Regions from separate parts of the Homo sapiens genome. Here region 2 is linked to region 1. A link is a loop called in an ENCODE intact Hi-C map of the cell type or tissue named here. Cell type or tissue: ascending aorta. All regions are shown on one strand. Each heading gives the region's core, and the rest is flanking DNA. Links, peaks and the distances in the headings are about the cores only. Region 1 holds the start of LOC728743 (zinc finger domain-containing protein LOC728743). Region 2 holds the start of RARRES2 (retinoic acid receptor responder 2).

What was found. A loop is a pair of places that touch in the nucleus more often than their neighbours do. Peaks named below come from ENCODE experiments on the same cell type or tissue, not always from the same donor. Only the 100,000 strongest peaks of a DNase experiment are listed, where the experiment ranks them.
Region 2: a loop joins it to region 1, with 2.1 times the contacts of the local background. A loop is called at or near these places in 18 of 110 quality-filtered maps.

Annotation. Positions count from the first base shown.
Region 1 is chr7:150,398,262-150,408,299 of GRCh38, reverse strand. LOC728743 (zinc finger domain-containing protein LOC728743) reads right to left here and starts at 2,624. Exons shown (of 3, transcript NM_001395976.1): 1 at 2,396-2,624; 2 at 1-716. The coding sequence starts at 688. The coding sequence ends at 77. It overlaps ZNF775 (zinc finger protein 775), which reads right to left. Exons shown (of 3, transcript NM_173680.4): 3 at 9,670-10,038. RefSeq lists enhancers at 1,302-1,351, 1,645-2,153, 4,521-5,195, 5,196-5,870, 5,871-6,546 and 4 more and a silencer at 2,862-3,321. In ascending aorta, for the core only: a CTCF peak has its summit at 2,816; DNase peaks (open chromatin) are centred at 2,439, 2,979, 3,421 and 3,949; H3K4me3 peaks cover 2,761 bases; H3K27ac peaks cover 3,263 bases.
Region 2 is chr7:150,339,780-150,354,951 of GRCh38, reverse strand. It overlaps RARRES2 (retinoic acid receptor responder 2), which reads left to right and starts at 13,323. Exons shown (of 6, transcript NM_002889.4): 1 at 13,323-13,374; 2 at 14,323-14,516; 3 at 14,748-14,852. The coding sequence starts at 14,343. It overlaps LOC107986858 (a long non-coding RNA gene), which reads right to left and starts at 13,107. Exons shown (of 3, transcript XR_001745420.3): 1 at 12,615-13,107; 2 at 11,311-11,424. RefSeq lists silencers at 7,085-7,317, 14,215-14,284. In ascending aorta, for the core only: no CTCF peak of the experiment used is centred there; DNase peaks (open chromatin) are centred at 13,134, 13,876 and 14,701; H3K4me3 peaks cover 2,290 bases; H3K27ac peaks cover 2,153 bases.

The DNA of each region.
Region 1 (10,038 bases), core at 1,285-5,284:
GCCCAGGGCCATCTCCAGGGGTCGGGGACGCACGTGCGGGGCGGGAAGCAGCCGTCGGCAGCAGGCCCCGGGCGCATCATAGCACGCGTCCTAAGTGGGCCGCCTGGCCCTCGGGCCCGTGGCCGTGGCTGCGCTGATGGGTCTTGAGCGAGCCCTCGCGCGCGAAGCTCTTGCCGCAGCGGGGGCAGAAGTAGGGCCGCCGCTCCCCGAAGACGCCGGGGCGGCGCGGGTGCGGCGCGGGCATGCGCGCGTGGGTGCGCTGGTGGTTGAGCAGGAAGCGCGGCTCGCGGAAGCAGCGGCCGCACTGCGCGCACTGGTGCGGCTTCTCGCCGCTGTGGATGCGCTGGTGCGTGAGCAGGTTCTGCTTGAGGCTGAAGCAGCGGCCGCACTCGGGGCAGGGGAAGGGCCGCTCCCCGGTGTGCGTGCGCTGGTGCACCTCGAGGTTGTGCTTGACGCTGAAGGCCTTGCCGCACTCGGGACACACGAAGGCAGCCGCGCGGCCCGCTCCGGCGTGCGCCTTCTGGTGCCGCACCAGGCTGGGCTGCTGCGAGAAGGTCTGGCCGCACAGCGGGCAGCGGTAGGGCTGCTCCTCTGCAGGGTGGTGGATGACCAGGCCTCGCTCGTCCCCCAGACCCTCCTCCCCGTCCCCCGCAGGGGACCCGCCCCCGGAGGACGCCAGCTCGGTCATGGGCACTTCCAGCTGCAATCACCAGTCCCTAGGGAGACAGAAGCGGGGGCGGGGGTGGGGGGTGGAGAGAGAGGGGTCGGGGAACACGAGGGTTAGCCAACCCCCAGCCTGGCAGGGACACTCACCTCCCACAACCTCCACCTTTCGCCCCGTTTTGTTCAAGCTCAAGTTCCCCTGCTGGGAATTGGTGTTCCTCTTCCTCCACTGCCTTTTAAGCACGGCCTACACTCCTTCCAGTCCCTTCCCAAGGGCACCTTCTCCTAGAAGCCTTCCCTGACCTTTCCACCCCGGGCTTAAACACCGTGTGACACAACCATGTGGCTCTCACTGATCATACTGCACGAGGGTCAGTCATGCCACCTCTGTCCCCCGACTCCCAGCACCCTAAGGACAGAGCTGCCTTCTTTCAACCCCAGCACCTAGCACCATGCCAGCCAGCCACACAAGACACTAGACAGATGGTGATGAGTTTCAGTTAGGATTTTCAGTTTCAGTTTCAGCTAGGATTTTCAGTTACCTTCGTCTAGATATGTCTTATCCCTCCAACCAGATCTCAAGGACAGGGGGAGGTAGGGAAGTGCACCCCAAACTTGGAGAAAAGGGTGGCATTATCAGTGATTTAAAGATATTTTTGTGAAGCTTAAAACAGGAAAAAAAACACAACCCTGTAAACTTGAAAGTGACCTCGGTTAAACATTAAAGGCGGCAGCTCTTTGTTTATCAAAATGAGGCATGTGTTCAAAAGGTTTCCAAGTCACTGAACCAGGGTGTGGGCTCCCAGGGGGACTGGTCTCAGCGTGATTCCTCTTGGTATCCTCACAGCAAAGCCTGGCCCAAGGCTGAGCAGCACCCTCAGTGCCCAGCCAACACCCCCAAACCCAGCTCCCTTCATGCTGCTTCTCCAAAGGATCCTCTTCCCAGGACACTGTGTTCCTCTTAAATTGTTTCCCATTGTCCTCACAACAGCCCTGAGAAAGGGGCGGAGCAGGGTTATTGAGCCCCACTTTAAAGATGGGGAAACTGAGGCTCAGTGAGGTCAACATACTTGCCAAGGTCACAGAGCAAGGTGAGCCTGGACTAGGCCTTAAGTCTCCTGTCTCACTGTTGAAAGCTCTTTTCAATGTACTAGCTGCTCAACAACTAAACACTCCTCAAAACACACACACACCCCCCACTGCCACCATCCCAGCCGTCACAGAGCCATGCATTCCAAAGGGCCACTTCTCCTGTAGATGCACTGTCTACTGCCACCACTCCCACGACCCCCACCAAAACTTGGGCTCCTGCAGGGCCCTAAGGCCTGCCTCATCCATTCTCCCCAACCCCATCAGGGAAGCCGGCTGAATATTCCACTGGACCTCCCCGAAGGCCTCTCTTCACTTCCAGCCTCAGTCAACCTATCTGCAGAGTGGGGTCTCAGGGCCACCTCCTCTGTCTTCCGTACCCTCGAGGCCGGGGTGGAACTGACCCTGGGGAAGGAGACAAGTCCTACTTGCAAGAGACCCCACCCACAAGTCTTTTCCACAGGCAGCTGCACTGACATCTGCAAAGACAGATCATCAAAGTCCCCTTGGCCAATCTCAGCCCGGCCCTGTGACTGGGCAGCCTCCTCACTCTCCCCAGCTATACCCCTGACTGAGGCCCCGCCTGCACGCCGAAAGGCCCCCCGTCTCTCCCCCAAGTTCTTTCCTCCCATGCCACACTCACAGCCCAGCTGAGCCCCTGCTCCTCCGGTCTCCGGCCGCAGCTCTTTGCTCTACAGTCTGCGCTGCTCAACGCAAATACGGTAACTCTCCCGCAGCGACACCCGCGCCCCTTCTCCCCGCCCCCATAAAGACGGCAAGCGTCCCGCGACGTTGCTCTTATCAAATAGCTGCATTAATCGGGAGAGCTGACCCCACCCCACCCGACCTTACACACAACCTTGCCAACTTCTGCGGCCGGAGCAACCCTGGAGAAATATGGTAAACTCTGCGTCGCAACCCCACCCCCACGAAAATACGTAGGCCTCCACCCTGCTGCCGCAACCCACCCCGCCCGACTGCAAGCCCCAGCTCCCAGAGGGAATGAATGCAGCCCACCCCCCACGGCCGCAGCGCCCCCCCGCGGAGCCACGCAACCCTGGATAAATACGTAATTAAGTCCCGGCGCTCCCACTCCCGGAAAGGACCTGCGCGGGACCCGGCAAATACGGTAGCACGCCCGCAGTGACCCGCCCCCGAGGGTCCGGCTCTGGCCTCGGTAAATACGGTAACCTCCCGCCGCGGCCCCAGCGCGGCCCCGCGCGCACTCACATGGCGCCGCCTCCCGAGCCTTCCGTCTCCGCTGCAGCGCCGCAGTCGCCGGCGTCGTCGCAGCCGCACAGCAGCCCCGTGAGGCTGGGAGGTCTAACTCTCCGGCAGCCCGGCTGGCGGAAAACGGGGCTGCCAGCGCTGCGCCCGCCCGGGCCGGAGCGGCGACCATGCGGGGGCCGGTTCCGGGGCCTGAACGTCCCACGGAGCGGGCCCTCTCAAGCCCCCCGATCCGCCGACCCAGACATTCCCCCTTTCGGGATTCCCTGAGGCCTGCATTCGGCCGTTATAGCACCATCCCTATTTTCCTAATCCCAAGGCCAGGCCCACAAACCGCCCCCAGCGACAGGAAAGAGGGTCGGACGGAGGCGCCGGCCTTTCCCCGGGTGACATGGGCTGAGCGCCGGAGCCCGGCGGCGGAGCGGCCCTGGGCGAGGGTTTCAGGACTGGAGACAATAGTCAAAGGGGCCGAATCGAGGAGCTGCCCTCGCTGACAGTTTCGCCAAAGTCTGCCTGACTATATGGCCTGGGTTATATCACTAGAGTGACCAGAGGGAAAGGAAGAAGACATCAGGCCCCTGCTGACCCCACCTCCTCAGAACGGAACCCGCAGTCAAGCCAGAGATATCCCATAAAAGAGCAACTTACGACGTCTGGAGTAGCAGCGGGCGTGAGAGGGCAGAACCAAATTACAGCTTCCAGCTGCCATTTAATGATAATGTCCCTTACTCGGACATAACTTTGCCTTTTACAAAGCCCTTTTCCATGTTATGATCTCGTGGGAACCTTCCAATAACCATGTGCACCCTACCTTGTGTGGGTTTTATCCCATTTTATAGACGGGAAAATAAAATTGAAACACAGAGTGGCTTCCTCCAACACTCACAGCTCTAAGTAGCAGAGCACAGACGGGAACACGGCACCGTGACCCAGCACCGTGGCCCAGCTTGTGTTCCACTGCACCGCCCTGGGACTGAGACCCTCAGACATAAATAGTGTGTGACGACAGGGAAGTAAAAACCTGGGCCCCAGTGAGAACGTGCCTGAGGGTGTACATTTGACAGACAAAAAAACAGAGGCCTGAGAGGAAAAGTTATTTTAAAAGTCACAAGTAGTAGAAGAACATTAAATAGGCTTTTTTCTCTGTGGCCTCTCTGTAGCTGCCAGGTGGAGAAACGCGACTCTCTCTCCAAGGCCCAGGCAGGGATCCTTGCAGCAGACAATGGATGTGGTGGTTGGGGTGGCGCTGTGCCTGATGGAGGGCATTGAGAGATGCGGGCCTCCCGATACCATGAGGGTCCTCTCTGCAGCTCTGCAGGTGCCCACTGTGCCTTCTGGAGCCTGGGAACTGAAGAATTCCAGGTGGGAGACCCCAGGCTGTAAAATCAGCCCCTTCCTCCCAACACCAGGCCTGGAGGTCAGGCCTGCCTGCTTTCACAGCTCGCTTGGAGGACCAGTCTGCCCCACCAGGCCCCACCCGTCTGGCTTGTGGCCTCTGGAGAATCCACTCCTACCCCAACCCCCACCCCATCCCTTCACTGCTCCTGGAGACACCTCACTGCTGGATGTGGGACTTTAGGAGTTCCACGTCCCACGGAAATTGGCATTTTAAACAGAGACAACGGGAAGGGAATACTAGGAAGACAAAGAAACTAGTCCATAGGACAGATGTTGAGTTCTCATGCAGTGACACCAGCACCCCAGGTGCTGATGACCAACCCCACCCGTGCCTCCACTCGGAGCACATCAACACTGCCCAGCTTTCCAGCCCCTGCTGTCACCTGCCAGAGCCCCCAGTGTTCATCTCCTCTGCAGACCATAAGAGAAATGGGGACACTCGGTGAACACCATGTTTTTCAAAAGCAAAATCAATAATATGCCTGAGGATGTCTCCCATATTTTTAGCAGCATTTCTAGGTAAGCTGAACCAAAATAGAAAGGAAAAGAACACGGCTAGGGGATGGGGGTGGACACAGACACGGGCAGTACCACCTCAAACCTGCCCTGTCTCAGCGGGGAAGCCAAGGCCCAAGGGCTCCCAGAGGCCTCCATTCTCTGCTCTGCCACGGTGGTTTGAGCTCAGGCACTTCACTTCTCTAGTTTCGTGCACATACACCCACCTCCCCTGTCTCCCCCAAGGTTCCCCCTCATCCCATTCTTAGGTGCTGCGGCAAGCACGATAGAGTGCCAATATGGAAACACCCTGCAAACACAGCCCTGCTTCATGCTTCCTCATACAGGCAGCGCAGTGGCTGGCACAGGGATCACCACTATTCTGACAGATCCATATGGCAGCTGGACTCTGGACCCTAACAAAGGCCTGGACTGCCCACAACCAAGGCGTCCTGGAGAACAGCAGACCATGGCTCCCGTGTGGGTAGATGTGTTGCTCGTGGCTCCTGTAGACCATGGGTAAACGTGTAGCTCAGGTGAACCCTGTCCCAGACTCTGCACTGTAGTCACCCTGGGGCACAACAGGTGGACAAACAGATCACCCCATGGGCCTCCTCGGGGCAGCTCCAGACCCTGCTCCCCGCATCCTCCAGCTCCTCCTGTAGGGCTGCGTCCCTAGGGCTTCCTCACTCAGCAGGGCAACCACCTCCCCCTTGACAAGCCTCTCCCATCTCCCATCTCCCAGGACTGGACAGCAGTCTGATCCCTCTCTCCAAAGCACCTTATGCTGATCCCAGATTTGGAATTTAGCACACTTTTGTTTTCCCCACCAGGTTATGAACTTCAAAGGGCAGGGACTATTTTAGCGTCTCTTTGTCCCACGTGTCCAGCATACAATAGGTCCTCAGTCGATGTCTGTTGAATGAAGGTATGCTCCTCTGCAAGCTACATCTAATAGCTCAGGCGGCGCAGAGAGAAAAGATGGCCCCCAAGGGTTTGGAGGAGGAGGAGAGCTGATGCAATGCAAGGAATGAGGAGGTGCAGGCAAAGCTGCTGCCCTGTGAGGGCTGAGTTGCTCTGCAGAGGCCTGGATGGAGATGTGAGGCTCAGCGTGAGGCCTCATCTGCTCCAAAGTTCTCTTTCCTTGGAATTAAAACCCAGGATGTGACCTATGACATCAATTCAAACCCTTAAACTTGCAGCAGGCCTGCTTCACACTGGAGATGGTTAATTCTTTATGTGGGTTAAGCTAAGCAAGGGAAAAACCCTTTTTTCCCTTTCCATGGGCACAATTGCTCTGCAAGTAACCATTCAAGTTTATTAAAACAACAATAGCTACCATTTATTGAGTGCTTGCTGTGTGCCAGGCACTATACTGCATGCTTTACATAAGTTACTTGCCCAAGGACCTATGGTTTAAATGACAAAGCCAGAATTGAACCCCAGAACTATCTGGCTCTCCCGGAGGTGGTGAGCAGAGGGGAGAAGGTGAAGGGAAAAGAAACAATGTTTCTAGCTTCTTATCAATAGGAGTGTCATCCTATCATCCCTGGGGCTGTTATGCCCAGTAGCTACGTGGGGCTATTTAAATGAATTAAAATTGAATAAAGTTCAGTTCCTCAGCCGTACAAGCCACATTTAAATACTCAATAGCCATATGTGGCTAGTGGCTATAGTCTGGACAGCACAGAAATAGAGCGCTGTCATCATCACAAAAAGTCCCCTGTTGAACAGCCTGTTTAGGACACCTCCTCCAAATCCAGTCAACCCAAAAGAGGCTGTTCTCTTTTTAGCCTAAGGGATAACTTAAGGGAGTCCATTCATTTCCCTCTCTCACTGCCCCTGCCACAATGCAGGAAGAACAGTGATATGTGAGAACACACTGTTTTTGGCCCCAATACTCCTCCTGCTGCCTAAAGGTCAAAGATATTTCTTTACTAAATTCAAACCACTAAAAAGTAACAAAAGGTTTCACATCCCCCACTCCCACCCATTTCTCTCTGCCAAGTCCACGAGGGGCCTGCCCTCTCCCTCGGCCTGTGCTATTGCATGGCTGAGCGGCTGCCTCTGGTCACTGCAGTCTACCCTCCGTCAGGCAGCTCCCCGGGACTGGGCAGTGGGACACCAAACCCTCTCAATGAGGCCGACTGCCTTACCGGACGACTTGAAGCTCGTGTCCCTTGCCAAAAAACAACCATTTTCCGAGAACCTACACCATCTTTCTTAGGTCCAGACTTGCTCCTAACAAAGAAATACAAGGATGATGCAGGCAGTTCCAGAAGCCCCAACATCACCAAGCTCACCTGGCTCCCCATGCCAGCCACTGCACCGCCTGTACGAAGCAGCGTGGCTGCATTTGCAGGATGTTTCCACATCTGTGACCACGTGGCCACAGATCCCCACTGCAGACCTGCACTTACCTGGCCTTGGAAAGAATACAAAGGTCTGCACTTACCTGGCCATAGACCCGATCTAAATCCTTTAAAGTCTTGATTTATTTACTCATGGCTGTTTTCTGTTCCCTTGGCAACCACCTTAATCTCAGCATGCTCCAGAGTATTTTGGATTGTAACCCACTAGGATAACAAATCTGACCATCTTGTCTTGGACTTAATGACAATGCCTCTTCCTAAATATCCTCTGACCCAGGTTTATCATTTTAAAATGGAAGAGAATGAGAAGTGAGAAGGACAGTACCACCCCATCCTTGCAGAAGGCTGCAATGTGACAGTAGAAGCAGCTTGGGCTAACACGAGGCCTGGGATCTGCTGTCAATTTGTAGCAGGACCTGGTGGACAGGTCACACTATCCCCACCCCCACCCTCCTTTCCCATGTGTTACTGCCCTGCCTGACTCATGGCGAGATTAAATGAGATAATGAATTAGAAAGCCTTGCTAAGAGAACTGGGGCTGGGAACCATTTTTTAAAGAGTTGAACACATAGATGGTCCCAAGCCCTGTGTGTATCAAAATGATTTTCCATAAAGGTCCTTGAGCTCTTCGGGTAGGGGCTGTGTCTCGGGCAGCATCTGAGCATGATGCCTGGCACACAGCAGGCTTCTTTAGTGAACGAATGCCGTGCAGTCCCGGCCTGGTCAGTGAGTCATACACCTCAGTCACTCTTTGCCTGAGGGATTTGACCCTGCCCCCTTTGTGACCCAAAACACCCATTTGTGGGAGGCCCAGTCACCTGGGGTCAGCGAGCAGGCATTCTCATGAATTGGTGCTGGAGAAAAAAGCTGCAATTAGGCCTCATTTTTAACCCCAAGTCCTACCAGCACAGCTATTTGACTGATTTGATCATTAAACAGGCCACTTATGGAAAATAACATGTTCTGTCGTAAAGATGCTCCTGCAGGACTGATCTCGTCAGCATCTGCTGACACTGCATCCTCCGGCACCTGAGTCACAGGGACCTAGTGTTTCCACAGATCTGTCCTTGCGGGCAGTGTTTCTCTAACCCAGGAATGAAAGACGGGACTCAGTGAGGCCTGAAGTGGGTGGGCTTGCTCAACTTGATTTCAGAATTTGGCAAGTGGCAAAGAGAAAAAAGCAAAGGACTCCTGAGCCCCCCTCCCCCACCCTGTTAAAGCAGGGTTTGATGAGCTGCAAGGCAGTCAAGCACTCCCTGGGGCGGTGCAGGATGGAAGGGGAGTTCCAGGAGAGGGGCAGGTCATTAGAGTCAGGGCAGCCCCTAGGGCTGGTGTCGGGTGGAGGGTGCCCAGGAAAACCCTCCTGGTTTGGTTTCCCGTGGTCCTAAGCGCTGAATGCTCAAGTAGGTGGTAGCAACCCCGGCGTACAACACCCCGTGTGATTTCACACTGCATGTTTTGTGATCAAAGAACGGGACGGAGATGCAGCAGCCCTGGCTGAGTGCTAACCATCATCGGCACTGTTACCCTAGTAAGCCATAACAGTCAGGGCGGCCCTCCGGGTCCACCCATCACCTTCGTATGTCCTTCCATAGATCTACAACTGGAGTATTTTCCAGATACAGAGGATTAAAGAACAGTGACCAGAAGCTAGGCTGAACCGTGGCAGCTCCCAGAAGGTAACACTTCTCTGCATACAGAGAAGGATCTGGGCTGTGAGATGGGGGCAAGTGCACTTCTTCCTTCTCTAGAGCCATGTTGGGGTCCTTTCTTCCTACCTCCCAGCTACCCAACCCTGGCACCCCAAACCCATCACCACCATCTCCAGTTCCCTCCTCTCCTCTGGGAAGACACCATCTGAGGTCACAGCCTGGGCTGGAGTCCTGGGCTCTTCTGTCAGCACCAGGGACTCAGCCAACCCTGCTTTGGAAGGGCGTGAGGGGTGACCTCTTGGGGGCAGGAGGCCGAGGAGGGTATGTGGGAAGACACTAAACTGACTTGGAGAAGGGAAGAGAGAAAACACCCCTGGCAAGAACTGGGTGTGGGGAGTGCTGTGCTCCTAGCCTGGGGCAAATGGATCTCTGAGCACACACAGACCCGGGCTTCAGCAAGGGTGGTTCAGAAAGGAAAGTGAGACCACGTGGAATATTCCATCCATTCTCTCTTCTGCAACACCAGACTGATAAGGATCCAAGCCAGTCAAGACAGCCAGCCCACTTCAGACATGCCCCAGACAGGAATAGAAGCAGCGTGTTTGGCTCTCTCCTGCACAGCTACCTCCTCAGGCAGCCAAGCCTCAGCAGAGCCCACCCCGCTCATGCCTGCCTGACCATCACACACATACCAGTTCTAGAGTCGGGCCCAACCACACACACACCTTGGGCAGGGGGCTGGCAGGGATGGAGAGGGACATCAAACCATTCACTCCTTCCAAAAATATTTATTGGATGTCTACGACGTGCCAGCAGTGGCCCTGGTGCTGGGAATATGCTTGGCTCTCCCTCGCCACAGCCTCTGGCTTCCATCCTTGGTATCGCCGAGTCTTGGCAACTCTCCCACAGGGGCAGCCCCCGGCCATCCTGAAGCGTGGGCAGGACCGGCTGGTGCCACAGCTGACCAGTCCAGACCTAAGCCACTTCACACCAGAGACTCTCCCAGCGTCCCCAACAGACCCCTCACTCGGTGCTTGAAGCCTGGGGTCCAACCTCTGAAGAGGGTGGTCACATCCCGGCCCGCGGTGAGGAACTCGGATCTTCCCTCCTCCCTCAACCCACGCTGGGACCTTTCCCAGCAC
Region 2 (15,172 bases), core at 11,044-15,043, 63 kb after region 1:
TTGGGTTCAAGCGATTCTCCTGCCTCAGCCTCCTGAGGCACGTGCCACCACACCAGGCTAATTTTTTTTTACTTTTAGTAGAGACAGGGTTTCATCATGTTGGCCAGGCTGGTCTTGAACTCCTGACCTCGTGATCCGCCCGCCTTGGCCTCCCAAAGTGCTGGGATTACAGGTGTGAGCCACCGTGCCCAGCCTGAAAAATTATTTGTAGAGATGGGGTCTCACTATGTCGCCCAGAGTGGTCTCCGGCCTCGGACTCCCACAGTGTTGGGATTGCAGTGCGAGCCATGGTGCCTGGCCGAGTTTTTCTTTTAACTCTCCTAAAACCCCATTAAGACAATAGCAAAGGAATAAAAACATATAAATTCACAAGGAGAAAGATGGTGGGGAAGCAATGGTGGTAACAGACTGAGCAGAGCAGAGTCCCTGCAGTGGGGTGCGGCAGGGGGTAAGAGAATTGAATTGATTGAACCCTGAAAAGGCTCTGAACCAAGAGACACAAGGTGCAGGAGAGACGGATGAAGCTGGGGACACTGGAGAATGCCCCCTCAAATGCTCCACCACTGCAGGAGGCCAGAGTGTACTCTGCAGGAACGGAACAGGTAAGGGCGAAAGGGTCATAGGGGGAGGTAAAGTCAAAGTCTCTGTGCTAAATGGTGGCTCTCAGCCTCCTGACCCCACTTGGCCTCCAGAACACAAACAGCCTGGTGGTGACAAAAGCTCTGAGGATTCTTTTTTGGAAAGACTGTACAGGCCCAGAGAAAGGACATGCAGGTAATACTGACATTTGGGATCATTTAAATAAACAAAAAATCAGCCTCGCTGCATGATCACCCTGCAACACAGCCCACCAATTAACAGGGCCCCACCTTCCTATGAAGCTTTCAATCAGGCTTTTTAGGAATGATTCCAACGTGAGAGACCAAAACCACAGCTGAAATAAGGAGATGAATGGAACTTTAAAAAAGAAATCCTATATTTATACGATGGTATTTTAAAACTAGGAATAAGCTCCTAAAACGGAAAGAGCTAGGCCAGGCGCAGTGGCTCACGCCTGTAATCCCAGCCCTTTGGGAGGCCGAGACGTGTGGATCACCTGAGGTCAGGAGTTCGAGACCAGCCTGGCCAACACAGTGAAACCCCATCTCTACTAAAAATACAAAAATTAGCCAGGCATGGTGGCGCAGGCCTGTAATCCCAGCTACTTGAGAGGCTGAGGCACAAGAATCACTTGAACCCACGAGGCGGAGCTTTCAGTGAGCCAAGATCGCGTCACTGCACTCCAGCCTGGGCACCAGAGAAAGACTCCCTCTCAAAAAAGAAAAAAAAAAGAATTCTAGAAAGAGAAAATGGAGAGAAGGAGATTGTCAATGAAATAACATAAAGACATATCCTCCAGCTAGAGAACATGAAAGTGCTAACTGAGAAACTGTCAATGAAATAACATGGAAATACATCCTGGAGCTAGGGAGCAGGAGAGTGCAAACTGAGGAAGCCCACGGTTGCTGAGATGAGGAACAGCATGGGACAATGTACAGACAGGCCCCTTCCAATCAAAGGGCCAGGAATCAGAACACCTGACTTCCCTCCAGAAGCCCCAGATGCTGGAAGACAGTACAGCTGGCAAAATCCCAAGGGAAGATGATTTTTCAACCTAGAATCTTACCCACGAAGGATACATATATATATATGTATGTATGTATTTTTTTTTCGAGACGGAGTTTCACCCTGTCACCCAGGCTGGAGTGAAGTGTGGCACAATCTCAGCTCACTGCAACATCTGCCTCCCAGGTTCAAGCGAGTCTCCTGCCTCAGCCTCCCAAGTATCTGGGATTACAGGTGTGCGCCACCATGCCTGGCTAATTTTTGTATTTTTAGTAGAGACGGGGTTTCATGATGTTGGCCAGGCTGGTCTTGAACTGCTGAGCTTAAGTGATCCACTCGCCTCAGCCTCCCAAAATGCTGGGATTATAAGCGTGAGCCCCCACACCCAACAAAGGCTATAATTTAAACATAAGGTAGAATAAAGATATTTTCAGACATGCAAACGTGAGCATGTATTCCTTTGATGAAAATAAAAATTAATTTTTATTAAATTAACATACACACATGTTAAAAACAAAAAACAAAAAAACTCGGCCGGGCGCGGTGGCTCACGCCTGTAATCCCAGCACTTTGAGAGGCTGAGGCGGGCGGATCACAAGGTCAGGAGATCGAGACCACATGGCTAACATGGTGAAACCCCGTCTCTACTAAAAGATACAAAAAAATTAGCCAGGCATGGTGGCGGGCGCCTGTAGTCCCAGCTACTCAGGAGGCTGAGGAAGGGGAATGGCGTGAACCCGGGAGGCGGAGCTTGCAGTGAGCTTGCAGTGAGATCGCCCCACGGCACTCCAGCCTGGGTGACGGAGCGAGACTCCGTCTCAAAAACCAAACCAAAACAAACAAAAAAACTCAAGCATTTCAAAAGGAAGTAAAAAATAATTTCAACGATAAGACATTCTGGTAAAGGAAAACCTACAGAAACAGTAAAAAGACCAGTGTTTGCCAGGGTTTTGGGGACAGAGAGGGATGAATAAATAGGTGGAGCACAGAGGATTTTTAGGAGGGTGAAATCATTTCCTATGATACTGTAATGGTGGATACACCTCATTGTGGAATGTGCTACAGGGACCAAACTCTAATGTAAACTGTACTTCAGGTAATAATAATCTATCAATATTGGTTCATCAATTTTAACAAATTTACCAAACTAATGCAAAATGTTAATAATAAGAGAAACTGGGAGGGCAGTGGGGGAACGAGGAACCCTCTGTACTTTGTGCAGTTTATTCGTAAACTTAAAACAGCAGTAAAAAATAAAGTCTATTTTAAAAAGAGAAAAAAAGGACGAAAGTTTCCTCCTCCCTGTAGTCCTCCAGTTAGCCTTGCTAGAGTCTGCTGTTCTTGCAAGTTCCTTGTAAATCTTTCCAGAATTACTCAATGCGATGTGCAAGCATGTGCATACATTCCTATTTTTTACACAAATTGAAACATAGCACATTGCATATGTGGCTTTATATCTTTCTTTCTTTTTTATTTTTTAGAGATGGAGTCTCGCTATGTTGCCCAGACTAGAGTGCAGCAGCTATTCACAGGGGCGGTCATAGCACACAACAGCCTTAACTCCTGGGCTTCAAGCCATCCCCCCGCCTGTCTCCAAAAGTGCTGTAATTACAGGTGTGAGCCACCATGCCCAGCCTAAGCTGATTTTTTTTTTTTTAATCATGGAGAAACGTTTGATAGTCATGAAGTCAAATTCATCAATCTTTTCTCTTATGGCATTGGGTTTTGTATTATACTTCCCCAGTAAGAAGTTATTAAGCAAACAAATGAATAAAATCCTCAAGTTGTCATCTGGTACATTTAATTTCATTCATCTGGAATTTATTATAGTGTAAAAAGTGAGGCAGGAACCAACATTCATCATTTTCCTCCACAAGGCTAGCCGTATATTCCAACACCGTTTATTGGCTAATGCATCTTTTTCCTAAAGATTTGAAATGCCACCTTTATCACATATTAAATTCCCATATGTATTTGGATTTATGTCTGAGGTTTCTATTCTGTTCCATTTTTTTGTCTATTCATTTGCTAATGTCACTGTTTTCATTTTAGATTATTAATGCATTTTAACATCAAATAGGCTATCTGGACATCTAAGAGGTCAACATTATTTTTATCTTCATACTTCTGTTTATTCTTGCTTGTTTATTTTTCCATATACATGTTAGAATCAATTGTCTTTCCTTGTTAAATTTAAATATTAGTTTAGGAATGATTTACATTTTTATTTATTTTATTTTTTCCTTTTCAGACAGAGTTTCACTCTTGTTGCCCAGACCGGAGTGCAATGGCGTGATCTCAGCTGATCGCAATCTCCACCTTCCAGGTTCAAGCAATTCTCCTGTCTCAGCCTCCCAAATAGCTGGGATTACAGGTATGGGCCACCACACCCGGCTAATTTTGTACTTTTAGTAGAGACAGGGTTTCTCCATGTTGGTCAGGCTGGTCTCCAACTTCCCATCTCAGGCGATCCACTTTTCTTGTTAAATGTATATATTAGTTTAGGAATGATTTACATTTTTATGATTTTTTTTTTTTTTTTTTTTTTTTGCCTTTTGAGACAGAGTTTCAGCCTTGTTGCCCAGACTGGAGTGCAATGGCATGATCTCAGCTCACTGCAACCTGCGCCTGCCAGGTTCAAGCAATTCTCCTGTCTCAGCCTCCCAAAGTGCTGGGATTACAGGTATGAGCCACTGCACCTGGCCACATTTTATGATTTGATTCTATCTATTTAGTCAAGGTTTCTTTCATATACCTTAATATTATGTTAAGTTTTTAAATATTCTTTTTGTTGTTGTTAGTTTTTTTAAATAGTCTTTGTATTTTTTTACTAAGTTCATTCCTAAGAACTTAACCTTTTTTTATTATTGTAAATGGGGTTTTAAAAAACTATATTTTCAGCCAGGCACAGTGGCTCACGCCTGCAACCCCAACACTTTGGGAGGCCAGGGAAGGCAGATCATTTGAGCCCAGGAGTTTGAGACCAGCTTGGGCAACATGGTGAAACTTCATCACTGCACAAAATACAAAAAAAAAAAAAAAATTAGTTGGGCGTGGTGGTGCACACCTGTAGTCCCAGCTATCCGGGAGGCTGAGGTGGGAGGATCACCTGAGCCTGGGAGGTTGAGGCTGCAGTGAGCCATGAACACATCTCACTGCATTCCTGCCTGGGCAACAGAGTGAGACCTTGTCTCAAATATATATATATATATATATATATATATATACATATATTTTTTTTCCAAATATATTCATGTTAGAAAACCTACTGATTTTGTATATTAATCCCATTTCCTATCACTTATTATTTTATTGTTTCCAGTAATTTATTCCTGTTAGTTCTCTTGGATTTGGAAGGTACACAGTCCTACCATTTGCAAATAAGGATACTTTTCTCACTATTTTTCTTTTTTTTTTTTTTTGAGACGGAGTCTTGCTCTGTCTCCCAGGCTGGAGTGCAACGGCACGATCTTGGCTCACTGCAAGCTCCGCCCCCTGGGTTCACGCCATTCTCCTGCCTCATCCTCCCAAGTAGCTGGGACTACAGGCACCCGCCACCACGCCCAGCTAATTTTTTGTATTTTTAGTAGAGACGGGGTTTCACCATGTTAGCCAGGATGGTCTCGATCTCCTGACCTCATGATCCACCCGCCTCGGCCTCCCAAAGTGCTGGGATTCCAGGCGTGAGACACCGCGCCCGGCCTTTTTCTCACCATTTTTCAAAAGAAATTTTTAATCATTGATTTTTCATGTCTGCCCAATTACACTGGCTAGTGTTTCTTAAAAAATGTAAAATGATAATAGCAATAGAAGACATCCTTTTCTTGATCCTGAATTTGATGAGAATGTTTATTTTTCATCATTAAGTATGTTATACATACATATAATCATGTTAAGAAGGTACTCATAATCTATCTTATCAAGAGCTTTTATTTTTTAATTAGCAGAGGATATTAAATTTTCTCAAAGGTTTTTTCAGCATCTTTGGCAATTATTACATGGGGTTTTCTCTCCTTGACTGATTAATGTGATATATTAATGGATTTCCTGAATTTCCTCTTTTCTAATTTACATTTTTAGTTTTATTTGTTCTTTCCTTTTCCTTACCATAAGTTTCATTGGTGGTTTTACTAGTTAACAATTAGCTTACTTTCATTTTGTCTTTCATTAGTAAAAAGAAAGGTATTTAATTGTACTTCTCAAAATACAGCTCATGGGTTCTAATATATAGTGTTTTCATTAATTTTCTTTGTTTGTTTGTTTATTTGTTTGAGACAGAGTTTCACTCTGTCCCCCAGGCTGGAGTGCAGTGGTGTGATCTCAGCTCACTGCAACCTCCGCCTTCCAGGTTCAAGTGATTCTTCTGCCTCAGCCTCCCAAGTAGCTGAGATTACAGGTGCCCACCACCATGCCTGGCTACATTATTGTTATTTTTAACAATTCTGCAACATGTTTTATTTCTTGTTTATGATCATGTTTATTTCTTCTTATTGATCCAATAATTATTTGAAAAAAGTATTTTGCTGCTTTTATTGCCAAGTTGTAGGATTTTTTGGTAAATTTTAGTTTTATTATTAATATCTTTTTAAATAATCAAGTTAATGACATATATAACAATCACATGCTGTGATTAAAAGTGGAACCTCAGGATTTCACATCAGAAAATGTCACTTTTCAAAGTCTTTTGAGGACCATCCTGAAAGATGGTAGATGGTAGCCATGGTTTCTGCACACAAGCTGTGGGCTTGCTCCTGGTAACAGACTTAAGTCTCATCATCAAAACATGGAAGCTGCAGCATATGGTCAGTTTCAGAACAATCCATGGGACAGAATTTGCTGTGCATCCCTCTTTATGTTCTGAAATTTACCTTTGGTAAATGAGCAAAAGGAAAGGCATTTTCCAGATTGCAAAAAGAAAGGGGGAAAAATGAAAAACAAAGAACAGGAATGAGCAGTCAGTCTTCTGAAGCGGAGAGTCCCAGGCCTCACCGCCAGTCTCCTGCCCCAGACCTCCCTGGGTGGCACACGCCTGCCTGCATCCAACCCTACAGTTTGCTGCTTTCCCCTGCAGTGCCCCACTTACTGTCTGCTTTCCTGTTGATTACTCCTCTCTTCTCTAAGTAAGACACAGTACGACACACCTCTGTCTTAGTCCATTTGTGTTGCCACAACAGAATACCTGAGACTGGGTAATTTATAATGAGCAGGAGTTTATTTCTCTTGGTTCTGGAGGTTGGGAAGTCCAAGGCTGAAGGTCCAACATCTGGTGAGGGCCTTCTTGCTGCATCACCCCATGGTGTAAGGGCAAAAGGAGGGCAAGACAGAGAGAGAGATTGAACTTGCAGCCTCAAACACTTTTATTTTTTATTTATTTTATTTATTTATTTATTTATTTTTTGAGACAGGGTCTCACTTTGTCACCCAGGCTGGAGTGCAGTGGCATGATCTCAATTCACTACAGCCTCAACCTCCTTGAGGTTCAAGGGATCCTCTTGCCTCAGCCCCCCAAGCAGCTGGGACTACCACTATGCCCAGCTAATTTTTTTTTTTTTTTTGTATTTTTTTTGTAGAGATGGGGTTTTACCATGTTGCCCAGGCTGGCCTTGAACTCCTCGGCTCAAGAGATCTGCCTGCCTCGGCTTCCCAAAGTGCTGGGATTACAGGCATGAGCCACAGCTTTATAATGGAATTAATCCTCTTATAAGCAGGAGCCCTCGTGCTCTAAATACCTCTCATTAGGCCCCACCTCCCAACACTGTTGCACTGGGGATTACGTTTCCAAAACATAGGCTGGGCACACCGGCTCATGCCTGTAATCCCAGCACTTTGGGAGGCCAAGGCAGGCAGATCGCTTGAGACCAGGAGTTTGAGACCAGCCTGGCCAACATGGTGAAACCCCACCTCTACTAAAAATACCAAAATTAGCTGGGTGTGGTGGCGTGTGCCTGTAATCCCAGCTTCTAGAGAGGCTGAAGCAGGAGAATCACTTGAACCTGGGAGACGGAGTTTGCAGTGAGCCGCGATCACGCCACTGCACTTCAGCCTGGGCCACAGAGCGAGACTCTGCCAGAAAATAAAAAGGAGGGAGGGAGGGAGGGAGGAGGGAAGGAGGGAGGGAAGGAAGGAAGGAAGGAAGGAAGGAAGGAAGGAAGGAAGGAAGGAAGGAAGGAAGGAAGGAAGGAAAGGGAAAGGAAGGGAAGGAAGGAAGGAAGGAAAAAAGAGTTTCCAAAACAAGTTTTCTGGGGAGCACATTGAAACCACAGCACCCTCCCTGGCCCTGGCTTCTCCCCGGACCCACCAGCTCTACCTTATTCCTTCTTTCCCTCTGCCCTCCATGTGCTTCTACACTCACTCCACACTGAGACAGTTCTTGCTAAAGTCACCGCTGGCCTCGCTAGGTCCAGTGCTTTCTGGCATCATCTTCCTAAACCTCTGGGCACACACTGCCAGCCGTGCCTCCTCCTCCCAACATCCCCTTCCCCACCTCTGTGACACCACATGCTCCTGACCTGCCACTGAGCTCCTACCGGCTCATCTTCATCCACCCACCCCTCTTACTCCATGTTGGATCCCCTCCCAGTGAGGTCCTAACCTCTTCCCTCCTCACCCTCCTACCGCCAGGGCAAGCTACTTCCTTCTCCAATCCCCAGTCTCATCTCTGCTCTGATCTCGATCTGCATGCAGATAACACAGTTTCCCATCTGTAGCCAGAGCTCCACCAGCCCTGTTCAGTCAACATCTCCACTGGCATGTTCCACAGACACCTCACACTTCTCTCCTCACTGCCCTCCTGAGTCTCTCTCTCCCTGAGGATCAAAACCATGTCTACAGCTGTTCAAGCCAGAAACCTGGGATTCACCCCTCTCTGTTGACCTCGACCCCAACATCTTATCAATCACCAAACCCTGGTGCTTTAGTCCTGAGGTATTTCTGGACTTTGTTTTCCCATCTTCACTGCCTCCAGTTTTGTCCCTGCCACATTCGTCTCTCACCCGGACAATCACAATTATCTCCTGCTGAGATTTATTCCCTTTTATCCACTCTCCACACAGCAGCCAGAGTAAGCTTTCAGAAATGCTATTGGGACCAGGCGCGGTGGCTCACACCTGTAATCTCAGCAGTTTGGAAAGGTAAGGTAGGAGGATCACTTGAGCTCAGAAGTTCAAGACCAGCCTGGGCAACAAAACAAAACCTCCTCTCTCCTGAAAAAAAAAATAATAATAATAAAAACTAGCTGGGTGAGGTGGTCCTGTAGTTCTAGCTACTGGGAGGCTGAGGCAGGAAGATCAATAGAGCCTAGAACATGGAGGCTGCAGTGAGCTCTGATTATGCCATTGCACTCCAGCCTGGGCAACAGAATAAGACTTTGTCTCAAAAAAAGAGAAAAGAAAAGAAGACAAAAGAAAAGCTGTTGCTTTGCTTTCTGATTTTAAAAGTATTAAGGCCAAGCACAGTGGCTCAAGCCTGTAATTTCAGCACTTTGAGAGTCCAAGGTGGGTGGATTGCTGAACCTAGAAGTTTGAGATCAGCCTGGGCAATGTGACAAAATCCTGTCTCTAGAAAAAAATACAAAAATTAGCCTAGGATGATGGCATGCACCTGTGGTCCAAGCTACTTGGGAGGCTGAGGTGGGAGGATCGCTTGAGCACAGGAGGTTGAGGCTGCAGTGAGCCATGATTGAGCCACTGCTCTCCAGCTTGAACGACAGAGCAAGACCCTGTCTCAAAAAATAGTTTTTAAAGTTTTTTTATATTTTAATAGACAAATTATCCACAAGTTATAAAAATTTAAAAGTACAAAGGGAGTACAGTTTTCCTGCCTCTGTTTTCCCCAGCTGGACAGATCCTCTCCTCACAGGCAAACACTGTTATAAGTTTCTTGTTTTTCCCTTCTAGAAATATTCCATGCATTTACAAACACAAAAATTTGTTCATTTTTAGTTTTAGTTTTTACTCACATAATTGGTAACACATGCTCTGCCTGCAATATCCAATATGGTAGCCACCAGCCACAGGTTTAGGAACACTTGCCATGTGGCTGGTGTGACTGAGGTATTTATTGGAATGCTAAAACAAGAGATTGATGCTTCCAATGTTGCTTCATTTCACTTTAGGGTACATATTGAAGATATTTGTGCTCAGTTTTCTGAAATTTATTCTATGCAAGTCTCATGGCTACAGCCATTAAAACTAATTCCGTATTTAAGTGGAAATGCTATGAATCACTGCTGGTTTTATGGAACTGTTGAAAGCAATGAAAGATAATGAATTTAATGATCTTTTCTTTACCAAAGCTCATTGTCAGGGTTGTAGAAGAGTTCTCCTAAGATTTACTGTACTTTTAACTAACTCCAAGATTTTCTTGAGACAGAAGCCATGATTACCAAATATACAACAATAAGTATTATTATTATTTGTTTTGGGGACAAGGTTTTGCTCTGTGGCCAAGTCTGAGAGTGGTGGCTTGAGCCTATAATCCCAACACTTTGGGAGGCTGAGGTGGGAGGGTCATGTAGTGGCATGATCATAGCTCACTGCAACCTTGACTTCCCAGGCTCAAGTGATCGTCCCCCGCCAGCCTCCTGAGTAGCCAGGACTACAGACTTTTGCCACCACACTCAGCTAATTAAACTTTTTTTTTTTTGTAAAGATAGCCTCTCTCTATATTGCCCAGGCTGGTCTTGAACTCCTGGGTTCAGTGATCCACCCACCTTGGACTCCCAAAGTGCTAGGATTACAGGCATGAGTCACTACTCTCAACCCAAATATTCAATAATTAAAAATAAAAAAGTCAGTGTTTTCTCACCAATACCACACTACATATAAATGGGCTAAATTTGAATATCCAAGGAGATGAAACCTCATTTGTGACCTAGCCAGATAAATATAAGCATTTCAAATTAAATATTTTCATAATACTGACAAATAATTACAATCTACATACTTTTGTCACAAGAATCAACATACAGAGGTTTTAATTGTAATATACAGCATTGTGTAAATTGGCAAAATTTCAAGAAAAATGTGAAGAATTCTTAGTTGATATTGATAAATTTAGAATGGCTTTTGAATTTATGCAATATCATTTTTGAATTTATGCTAATGGTACCGAATTGACACAAGTTGGAAAATGTACTTAACTTCAATAGGTGTAGTTTTGCAACTGATATGCTCTTACTTCAAAGTCAAATCACTTCTTCTAAAAAAAACTATTTTTGTCAATGTGGTTGCAAATATTAAAGGACAATGTTTTTTGGTACTCAGTTCAGTTATTGGAAAACTAAGCTTGGAACAACTGGATACGTGAGTCTACTTTTTTAGCTGTCATGACCAGGAAGATCATTAACCATCATTAAATAGTGAAGTCCTGTTGTTGCTCCCCTGGACTGGGACATGTTACCTGGAGCTGAGCTCATGAATATGCCCTAAGTAGTCCTTTCACACATCCACACCTATGAGTGCTCTGCAGTAGGACTGTCCACCTCTTTGGGGTGCACCTCACATACCTACACCCAAAGTGAATTTTGTGTGGCCATTTAAGTATAGCCAGACTGGCTCCTTCCTCACCAACTCCCACCACCCTGCTCCCAACCTACCTCCCCACCTCAACTGCCTCACCTCCCCTGCAACAGACCTGATGCAACTTTCCCCCCAGCCCCCACCAAAGTCAGGATGAGTTTCCCGCTTTGCTCAGCTCAAGTCCTACCTTGTCCTGGAAGATTTCTCTCCTCACCCATCCTCAGGACGTCCCCCAGCATGGGTCTGTGGGGGCCAAAGGAAAACTTCCCCTTTGCCTTCTGAAGGTTTGCTGAAAAATCAACTGATGAAAGGCAGATTAATAGAATAAATTGATTCATTTATATTTTAGAGACAAGGTCTTGCTCTGTCCAGAGAGGCTGAAGTACAGTTTCATGATCAGAGCTCACTGCACCTTTGAACTCCTGGGCTCAAGCAATCCTCCTGCCTCGGCTTTAACAGGAAATATTTATTAACATACATGAGAGAGAACCACAAAGTGATTACCCCAACCCCTCAGTGGGATACAGAAGCTTATCCACCATCTTGAGTTTATACAAATATGGGGGCTCAGATAGTGGCAAGACAGGTTATGGAAGGGAGGGAAGAGGAGGCCTGGTTGGCAAAGGGAGTCTTGTTAGGTAGATGACACCTCACAGGTAGCAGCCCTCAGAAAGAACTGAGGGTAAATGTTTCTTTCAGATCTGTAAAGGTGTCAGCCTCTCAGTTAATCTTTCCTAGAGTTAGACAAGGGAGAGCCTCGGAGAAAGCCTGGCTACATCAATGCAGATTTCCTCTACAGATGCAAATCTCTCCACAAAAAGACAGCTTTTTGGTTATTCTATTTCCAACCATTCTGAACAGCCACCTTGAAATGTGTCAAAGAAGTATTTTTTGGGGTGAAATATTTTGGTTTCCTTCAAGTTCTTGGGCTGGGAAACATCTTTGGGTGCATCTTTTCTCTCTAACCCCATCTAAAGCTTTCAGGGAACACGGATCCCATCTCTTTCTGCTTAAGGGCGGCTGAGTAGCTCACAGCTGGGGAGTGAAGTACCCTAAGTAGTGGTGGGATTTCAGACACCTGGAAGTGGTTAATGGAAGCCGAGTTTCTTTCTGGTGCCCCCAGAGCACACTGTAAAGGAAATTCTCAGCTCTAAGTGGAGAATCCTGGTTAGGGGTGCGTAAGTAGGGGACAAAAGCCTTGTGCTCGGCACTGGACATCAGTTGCTTTTCATGTTTCTTCATTTAATCCTCAAAACAACTCCTTAAGACAGAGTTTCTGATCCCCATCTTACAGATAAAGAAACAGAAGTTCAGAGAGAGCCATGAAGTTACATGAGATCCTCTACTTCAGGTGATCCCTGCGGTGTGGGAACCAGAGGCATGGTGTTGGTGGTTACTGACGTGCAAAGTCTCAGAGCTTCTTCATCCTTGCTCCAGCGTACCCAGGAGTCGAGCCGGTATTTGGACAGTTTTCCTTGAGTTTCTGCTCACCTTATGAATTCCATCATGCCGTTCTGCCACACCCGAAGGCTCCCCCACTCCCCATGAGAATCTATCCCACGGAGAATGGGGCACGAGGAATGGTCAGGAAAGGCAGATGCAGGATACACACTGGACATCTTTGCTGTCGATCAAGGTTGCAGGCGCCAGAGTCCTCCCTAAAGGAGAGACCTTCCTTCTCAGTGTGGCTCAGGGAGTGGGAGGCAGGATCAGGTGTAGGGACCTCGAGGTCTCATTTGGTTTGAGAATGTCTGTATTTAGGGGAAGAAATCCCAGGATGAGTGTCTCAGGGACGCTGGGGAATGGTCCCCCGTAAAGGACCCAAGACAGGGCAGCCCTGCCTGGGTAGGAGTGGGGCACAGAAAGTCCTTGGGGGAGCAGAGCAGCGGAGAAGAGGCCCGGGCCGGCCGAGGCTGCGGAATGCTCAGGCCCGAGCCAGAGGGAGGTGGGACCGAGGGCTGCGCGCCTGGGCGAGCCGCCTGCAGCCGCGGCCAGGGTCAGGGTCATGAGGGCTGGATCGAGGGGAAGGAGGGGGGTGGGATGGGGAGGGAGGGCGCGGGAGGGCATCCCGCCCCAGAGGCCGGTCCCACTGGGGAGGGGAGGAGCCAGAGTTGCTGGAGGGGGTCCAGGAGGTGGGGGTGGGAGGAGGTGGGGGCCGCCCCGCGAGAAGAAGAGCGGGAAGAGGCGGACAGCGAGGCCAAGATTTCAGCTGCGGGACGGTCAGGGGAGACCTCCAGGCGCAGGGAAGGACGTGAGGAGGGGAAGCGGGCTGGGGCGGCAGCCGGGCGGAGGGGCAGCTGCGCAGGCGGAATGAGGAACGCCTTTGCTCTAAGGCGACCACCCTGGCAGCTCTTCACTGAGGGGCCTCGGTTTCCACATCTGTCGCTCTCCGGTCCCAAGACCACCAGGACCGACGGGGCTCTCCGGGAGGGTCAGCCCCTCCGGTGGCCCCAGTCATGCATCAGGGGACGGATCAGAAGGGCTAGGAAGAGGGGTCGTGGGGAAGGCCCCAGAAAAAAGAGGAAGGAGGGAAGATTTTGCCTGAAGCGGGAAAGCCAAGGGCTGGGCGGCGCGAGACCCCCATTCCTAGCGACTGGGGCTGGCTGGTGGCCCGCGGCAGCCCCCGCGCCGGGAGGATTAGGCCTCCCGCCGCTCCCACCCGTCCGGACCCTCCCACGTGTTTAGGTCCTCCCAAAAGTATTCGGCCTCCGGCCCCTGCCCCTTCCCCCGGCTGGCCTGGACCTCGGGGACGTGGGGGGAACCCCGTGGGAGCAGGGGGATTCTGGACGGGGAGGGAGTAGCGGTTGGGGAGAAGGCTGAGCGGGGAAAGGAGAGAGGGGCTCCGGGGACGGCAGGGAGGAGAGTGGGTCGTGCCGGAGACCCAGGGAGAGACACAATGGGCAAGATTAGGGGTGTAGGGTGGGAGTGCGAACTGACTGATTCCTAGCGTGGGCAGGGAACTTTGCTAAAACTGCAGGCCCCAGGGAACAGCGCGGGCAGGGTGGGAGGGAACGGAGAGGGCCAGGCGGACCCTAAGGTCAATTTGGAGAAAGGGCCATTTCCAGGCTCCTTCACCTGTGCCCAGCGTTCTACAGGCCTGGACCCCGCCCCCGCTCCCCACCCTCCCCCCAGAGCAGGGCGCGGGAGGAGGCGGCTCGGGCTGGCTCGGAGAGCTGAGGGGCGCACACCCGCTTCGCAGGGCCAGGGTGACACGGAAGCATGCGACGGCTGCTGATCCCTCTGGCCCTGTGGCTGGGTGCGGTGGGCGTGGGCGTCGCCGAGCTCACGGAAGCCCAGCGCCGGGGCCTGCAGGTGGCCCTGGAGGAATTTCACAAGCACCCGCCCGTGCAGTGGGCCTTCCAGGAGACCAGTGTGGAGAGCGCCGTGGACACGGTGAGTAGCATGGCCCGGGCAGGAGCGGGGAGGGTCGTACCCCAGGAGACCAGCGCATTCCCACGAAGGGGGACAGAAGTGCTTGGGCTCTGAGCCCCAGCCCTTTGGAGAAAAGGCCACTGTCCAGCCTGCTGGAATGTGACTGCGTGAGGGAGGTGCGGATCACACCAGGGCTTGCTCTGCACCCTCAGCTGGCTACCGGCCATCCTCTGCCTGCCTGTCTGTCCGCAGCCCTTCCCAGCTGGAATATTTGTGAGGCTGGAATTTAAGCTGCAGCAGACAAGCTGCCGGAAGAGGGACTGGAAGAAACCCGAGTGCAAAGTCAGGCCCAATGGGGTGAGTGAAGGGGTGTGAGAGCAATGGGCGCATGCTGGGTGTGAGTGCATGGACTTGGGGTTTGGGGTGTGGGGCACATGCCTGGGTGTGCATGCATGAATTGGGAGGTCCATTAAGAAGCCCTGAGGTTAGAGACCCCACTGCGAAGAGCCTCCTTAGAGGTGGAGTGGCTCAGCCTGAGCCCAAGGTTGTGAGAGTGGCTGGTGGGAGCTGGGGCCTGGCAGACAGGAAGATGGTTTGGTTACCCCTGGACTTATCTTCATCAGAGCAGGGCTCACCTCGGTCTGAGTTCCTCTCTCAAGCATCAGGGCCTGGGTGGA